Linked DNA regions of Homo sapiens: region 1 is linked to region 2. The links are chromatin loops, found by intact Hi-C in ENCODE. Cell type or tissue: CD4-positive, alpha-beta T cell. All regions are shown on one strand. Links, peaks and the distances in the headings refer to the core of each region. The heading gives the core; the rest is flanking DNA.

The links. A loop is a pair of places that touch in the nucleus more often than their neighbours do. Peaks named below come from ENCODE experiments on the same cell type or tissue, not always from the same donor. Only the 100,000 strongest peaks of a DNase experiment are listed, where the experiment ranks them.
Region 1: a loop joins it to region 2, with 8 times the contacts of the local background. A loop is called at or near these places in 15 of 110 quality-filtered maps.

What each region holds. Positions count from the first base shown.
Region 1 is chrX:68,821,378-68,824,281 of GRCh38, reverse strand. No RefSeq gene overlaps it. Among named protein-coding and RNA genes, the nearest start is that of EFNB1, 6.2 kb to the left of the region's middle. RefSeq lists enhancers at 140-640, 641-1,141. In CD4-positive, alpha-beta T cell, for the core only: no CTCF peak of the experiment used is centred there; a DNase peak (open chromatin) is centred at 1,441.
Region 2 is chrX:70,095,781-70,098,684 of GRCh38, reverse strand. No RefSeq gene overlaps it. Among named protein-coding and RNA genes, the nearest start is that of OTUD6A, 35 kb to the right of the region's middle. In CD4-positive, alpha-beta T cell, for the core only: a CTCF peak has its summit at 1,099 (motif pointing right); a DNase peak (open chromatin) is centred at 1,114.

The sequences.
Region 1 (2,904 bases), core at 134-2,633, 1.3 Mb after region 2:
ATCTGAGAGCCAGAGCATGGCTTGGTGTGCATAACAGGTGGACAAGCCTCTGAAGGGCAGCTGGGACCCTGGGCCCTCAGAGGCCTCATCTTCAGAAACCCCTGCCCTGCTGGGTTTCACTGATCTAGGCTCAGTTTCCTCCAGTAGTGCCCCTGTCCTCTGCTCTCCAGCCCAGCAGGAGGCAGCCTAGGTAAGGGTAAGCCTGTTGCTCTCTTGCTCTGGTTACCTGGAGAATGTGCAAGGCTAGGCTGGGCCATTCATCACTGTCAGGGGCACAGGAATTCGAGGGAAGGGAGCAGCACCTGTCCTCATCTGTCACTGACCCCAGCCTAGCTCCTCATCTCAGAGGGCCAGTGGGCCTGGGGGAGGGCGATGGGATGCATCTTTGCCAGGTCCTCCTCCTGGTTCCCGAGTGAACACACTAGACACGTCAGGCCCCACAAACACCGGGAATAAAGTTCCTATGGAGGAACACCCCAAGCCGAGAGTGCATTTGGGCAACCGAGGAGCAGAGGGAAGGACAAGCTGCTTCCTCAGTGCTCCAGCCCCCTAGCTCTGAGCCCTCTCTGGACTCCGAGCTAGCATCCTGCCTCCCACCCAACCATGGAGGTTAAAGGGTCAGGTTCTGGGCTTTCTTGGCTGATAACCCCAGGCCTACCAGGAGAGAGACCACGAGCCTCTTGGGGCATCCCGAGGACAGAATAGGGGCTGGACCCAGCTGGCCAGATAACCACTGGCAGATATATGGCACCCAGGCCCACCACCCTCCAGCTGCCCCTCAGCCAACCCAGCCAGGATGTCTGACACCTCCCCTCCCCACTCACAATTTAGTCTATCTTGGTTTAGAGACCTTCCTTCCCACCTTCAATGAGGAAGGTCCTGGTAAGGGCCCAGTCTCTAAGCCTTTAGTCTCTCAACCAAGCCTTCCCCGCCCCACCCCCACCAGACATCCTCCTCTCCAGGGCTGCCCAAAGAAGTGTTGGGGTGAGGCTGAGGCCCTGACAAACCTCGATTGACAAACCACTCAGCATCTTCCTCGCCAGGAAGCCAGCCCCTCAGAGGAACATCAATCTCCCTGGCCTGGCTTGTTTTTCTTCCACAGCCTTTCTCCAGGACACAAAGCAGAGCCTGCGGCAGCCCCTGCCTTAACTGGGAAGGGTGGGGTGTGGAGAGGGAGGGAACTTTCCTCCTGGGATCGGTGTCCCTGGCAGAGGTGCAGAATACAGGAAGTTTGGGAGCTTCTGCACTAACTTAGTGCCTGAAGGAATTAGGGCTCCAAAGACCAGGGAGGGAGAGGGTGTGATCTTAGAGGTGAGGAAAAGAGGCAGTAAAAGAGGTGAGGAAAAGAGACAGGTTATTGAATCAAAGTGGTGGAGTCCCCAAGCAATCTTTTCCGCTCCCTAGTAGCCTGCCTATTTCTCAAACTCTGTCGACCTCTGATGGCCAGCTAAGTATTTGCATCCCTAAAGCTGAACCAGCACTGAGCCTCGCCCCCAGCAGCCGAACAGAAGACCGGGACACGGCCAGCTTCCGGTGCTGGCCTGGGCTGAGCTAAGCCAGGAACGCCCTCGTTTCTCCCTATCCTCCCTCCAGACACTGGAAGTTAATCTATTCAGGCCTGCCTGAGCACCCACCTCCTCTGGACAGCCTTCCTGGAAGGCCCTAGCCCACAGGGACTGTTCCTCTCTTTGAGCTCCATATTCTGACTGTACTGCCCGAGATCTCCACTTGGATTTTCATTATTTGTGTACATCTTAGCTGTCTCACTAGATACTAACCTGGGGCAGAAACCACTGACTGCTTCTCCTTTATCTTTATGCATCAAGGCCAAGCATAAGGATGGGCATACAGGAGGCACTCCACAGATGCTAATGGTGATGGTGATGATGGCAGCGGTAGTGGTAGTGACAGCCACTATTTATTGAGCACCTACTACATTCCAGATTGTTTGTATCCATTTTCTCATAAGAAACTCATTCTATATACAGACGAGGAAACTGGTGCACTCAGAAGCCAAGTGACTTAAATAGTGTCTCCCATCCAGTAAGCAACAGAACCCAAAGTTTTATGCAGGTCTCTCTGGCTCCAAGCCACAAATATCTACATCAGCCACATGCCAGACACAGCCTTTATTCCTGGGAGGGACACGGAGATGACTGCAGCTCAGCCCCTGATGTCAAGGAATGGTGTTGGCCACAGCAAAGACTTGTATGCTCCATGGAACATGGAGGGACTAGCTCTGCATCCTTCCTCCTGCTCCCCTCTCCTCATCTCAGGGAAAGTCTTCTCTGGTTTCACCATTTGACAGAAGGACAGATTGCCCAGGCCAGATGAGCAGTCTCCCAGATCCTGTCACACACAGAGGCTATAGCTAATTAGGACACTCCTACAGACATCAGATGCGTGAAAAAGTCAAGAATCCAGGACCGAAGAGGGAGATTCCAACAGAGATCCTGCCAGTCTCTCCCAGGAATAAGCATAGGTGAGTCCAGTTCACAAACACTGCTGGGCCTCCCCTGACCCTGGCAGGTTCCAGGACCTGAGACTTAAAGAGATGAGAGAGACACTCAAGTCACTTCCCCTCACCACATGCCATTTCCAGTTAGCCACCAATCCCAAACCAACAAGCACGTTTGAGTAGAGGGCTCACCAACCCCACCCTCACTCTTGTCCATGGCTCCCTGAGACATTTTGTCTCTCTCCAACCTGGTGATCTTGGAGGAAACTGAGGCAGGTCGCCCTTACCTTCTCCCCTCCCCATGGAAGCCACTCACCTGAGACTCTCTTTCAGTCACTCAGTTCTTAGTAGTCGTTGGTGTGAAGAGTCAGCTCTGGCTAGTAAGGAAAAGAGCCCACTGTGGGGGTCTGAGGTGTTCCAACCCTCCTCTCCTTCCCTTGCCTGCT
Region 2 (2,904 bases), core at 129-2,628:
GGTTTATTTTTTTACCTATGGTTGTCTAATGCTCTAGAGCAATTAGATAGCCAGATACTGGCCACTGGGCTGCCCCAAGGTAACTGTAGTCTCTAGGACATCAGGACACATGGCCCCAAAGAGATTTCACCTCCACTTCTGCCCAGCTCTAGAGCATTAGACAACCCTAGGCAAAAAAAAAAATAAAATAAAACAAAATAAAAAAATAAACCACTAGACAATTTAATGGCTGGAAAGAATATCCTTCTCCTCCATTGAATTGCTTTTGTACCTTTGTCAAAAAATCAGTTGGGCAGATATGTATACGTCTATTTCTGAGTTCTCTTTTCTGTCCCACTGGTCTGTTTGTCTATCCCTGTGAGAACCACAGAGCTCAGGCCTTTGAGACAGAATGCCTAGTACCACTTGCTAGCTTGGGTGACCCTGGGCAAGTCACCCTCCCCTGGCTTCCTATCTGTCACTCAGTATATAAAATATGCCTCCTGAGCCCCACATGATTGAACTCCTGCCTGCTTCCCCGTGACTGTCTCCTATTACTCTCCTCCTTGTTCACTCTGCTCCAGCCACACTGGCCTGACCGATCCTCAGTCACATAACACATGCTCCTACTTTTGGGGCTTTCACAGACTGTTTCTTTAACCCAGAATCTGCTTCGCACAGACATCCTCATGGCTACCTCCCTTCCTTCTTCCTTCAAGTCTTTTATCAAATTTCACCTTCTGAGTGAGGCTTTATTTAAAATGGCAAAGCCTCTGCTCCTCCCCTTTCCCCACTTTCTCTCCATGGCACTCATCACCATCTAAAACACAATGTCATGGACTTTTTTGCTCTGTCTCCTACCACTGCAGTATGAGCTCAATGAGAGCAGGAATTTTTGTTTTTGTTCACTGCTGTATTCCCAGTGCTGTGTCTGTCTAGTATAATATACCTTTTTAAATGAATGAAGAAATGAATAGATAGATGGATGGATGAATATGTGAGTGAGTGAATGAATGAATGAATGCCGTGAGCCAAGGCCCAGCTCACCTGAGCAGCCTCTCTGGCCCTTGGCTTGTGTCCTAAGCTTGCGACCCTAGAACCATCCACTTGCTTCTCTAAGGCTGGCCACCAGGTGGCAGTTGGAGCCTAACTTCTGTCTCATTTGCTTCCCTTTGCCTTCTCTTTGCTGCCTGTCAGTCTTGCCCAGGACATTTTGACCTTCTCTGCCTAGGCATGGCTAGAGGATTTTGTGAGAGCTCTTAAAGTAGGCAGCTTCAGTATTTAAAACTTTTTTTTTTTTTTTTGAGACGGAGTCTCACTCTGTTGCCCAGGCTGGAGTACAGTGGTGCGATCTCAGCTCACTGCAACCTCTGCCTCCTGGGTTTAAGCGATTCTTGTGCCTCAGGCTTCTGAGTAGCTGGGACTACAGGTGCGTCCCACCACACCCAGCTAATTTTTGTATTTTCATTAGAGATGGGGTTTCACCATGTTGGCCAGACTGGTCTCGAACGCCTGACCTCAAGTGATCCACCCACTTCCGCCTCCCAAAGTGATGGGATTACAGGCATGAGCCACTGCGACTGGACCAACTTTGCATCTTTTTATCCTTAGAAAGGTACTACCTTGTTCCTGCCACAGCCTGCTCTCTGTCTCAGATGGAAGAAGCCATATACTGGCCATTGGGCTGCCCCAAAGTAACTGTAGCCTCTAGGACATCAGGACACATGGCCCTAAGGAGATTTCACCTCCACTTCTGCCCAGCTTCAGCAAGCCTCTCCCAGGGTTACTGCACCCCTCAACTCGGTAAAGGCTAGGGACTCTAGCACCATGATTAAGCCTTTTGTGTCAACCTGGGTTTGATCTCCACTATGCCACTTATTAACCTTGTATCTTGGGTGATGTTGAGCAACTAACATAGATATTCAAGCCTCGGTTTTGTCAGCTGTAAAATGGGGATAATAATGGCATCAAACTCACCGGGTGGATGTGAAGATTCAATGTGATAACACGCATACAACATAAGTAGAGTGTTTGGTGTAGAATAAAGCTCACTTGAAGAAAAATGAAGGGCAAAAGTGGGAATAAACAAGACCAGGCATAGCAGGAACTTGCCAGGGAGTTTGAGGAGGGCGCCGACTAGATGGCTAGAAGGCTGAAGCCAAGAAAAGATGGGAGATCAAGGAAAGCTTCACAAAAAAGATCACGGTTCAGCCACAGGTTGTAAGACAGGTCAAATTACGCTAGTCAAGCTGGAAAGAGCGTTGCAGGAATAATGGTATGTGCAAATAAAGAGAGGTGTGAAATGGTAGCTACTCACAGTCATTCCAGGAACTGTAAGTAAGTATGAATTGCATGTTTCTTGTGGGAGAAGTGACAAGAAATACAGACAGATAAGCAGGGACCAGATCACAAAGGACCTCATGTGCCAGGTGAAGGAGACTGGACTTGATCTGGTGGGGGCAGTGGAGAGCCATCAAAGAGTTCTAAGCAAGGAATTGGATGGATGCAACTGATGACCTGGCAGTCCAGCTGCCTTGAAGGAAGACAGAAACTGGAGGCAGGTGAAAGATGAGCTGAGCTTAGACTGGAGAAGTTGTATTTGGGATGGAGATAAAGGGATGAAGTCCACGGATTTTTTTTTCAGAGGAAGAAACTGCCAAGAGCTTGCCTGAAAAAGAAAGAAGATCCAGGGACAGAGAAGGAAGTAGCATCATGGTACAGTTATTTTTTGCTTTTGTTTTTTGTTTGTGTGTTTGTCTGTTTGTTTGTTTTTTGAGACGGAGTCTCACTCTGTTGCCCAGGCTGGAGTGCAGCGGCACGATTTCAGCTCACTGCAACCTCCGCCTCTCAGATTCAAGCGATTCTCCTGCCTCACCCTCCCGAGTTGTTGGGACTACAGGTGCGTGCCACCACACCCGGCTAATT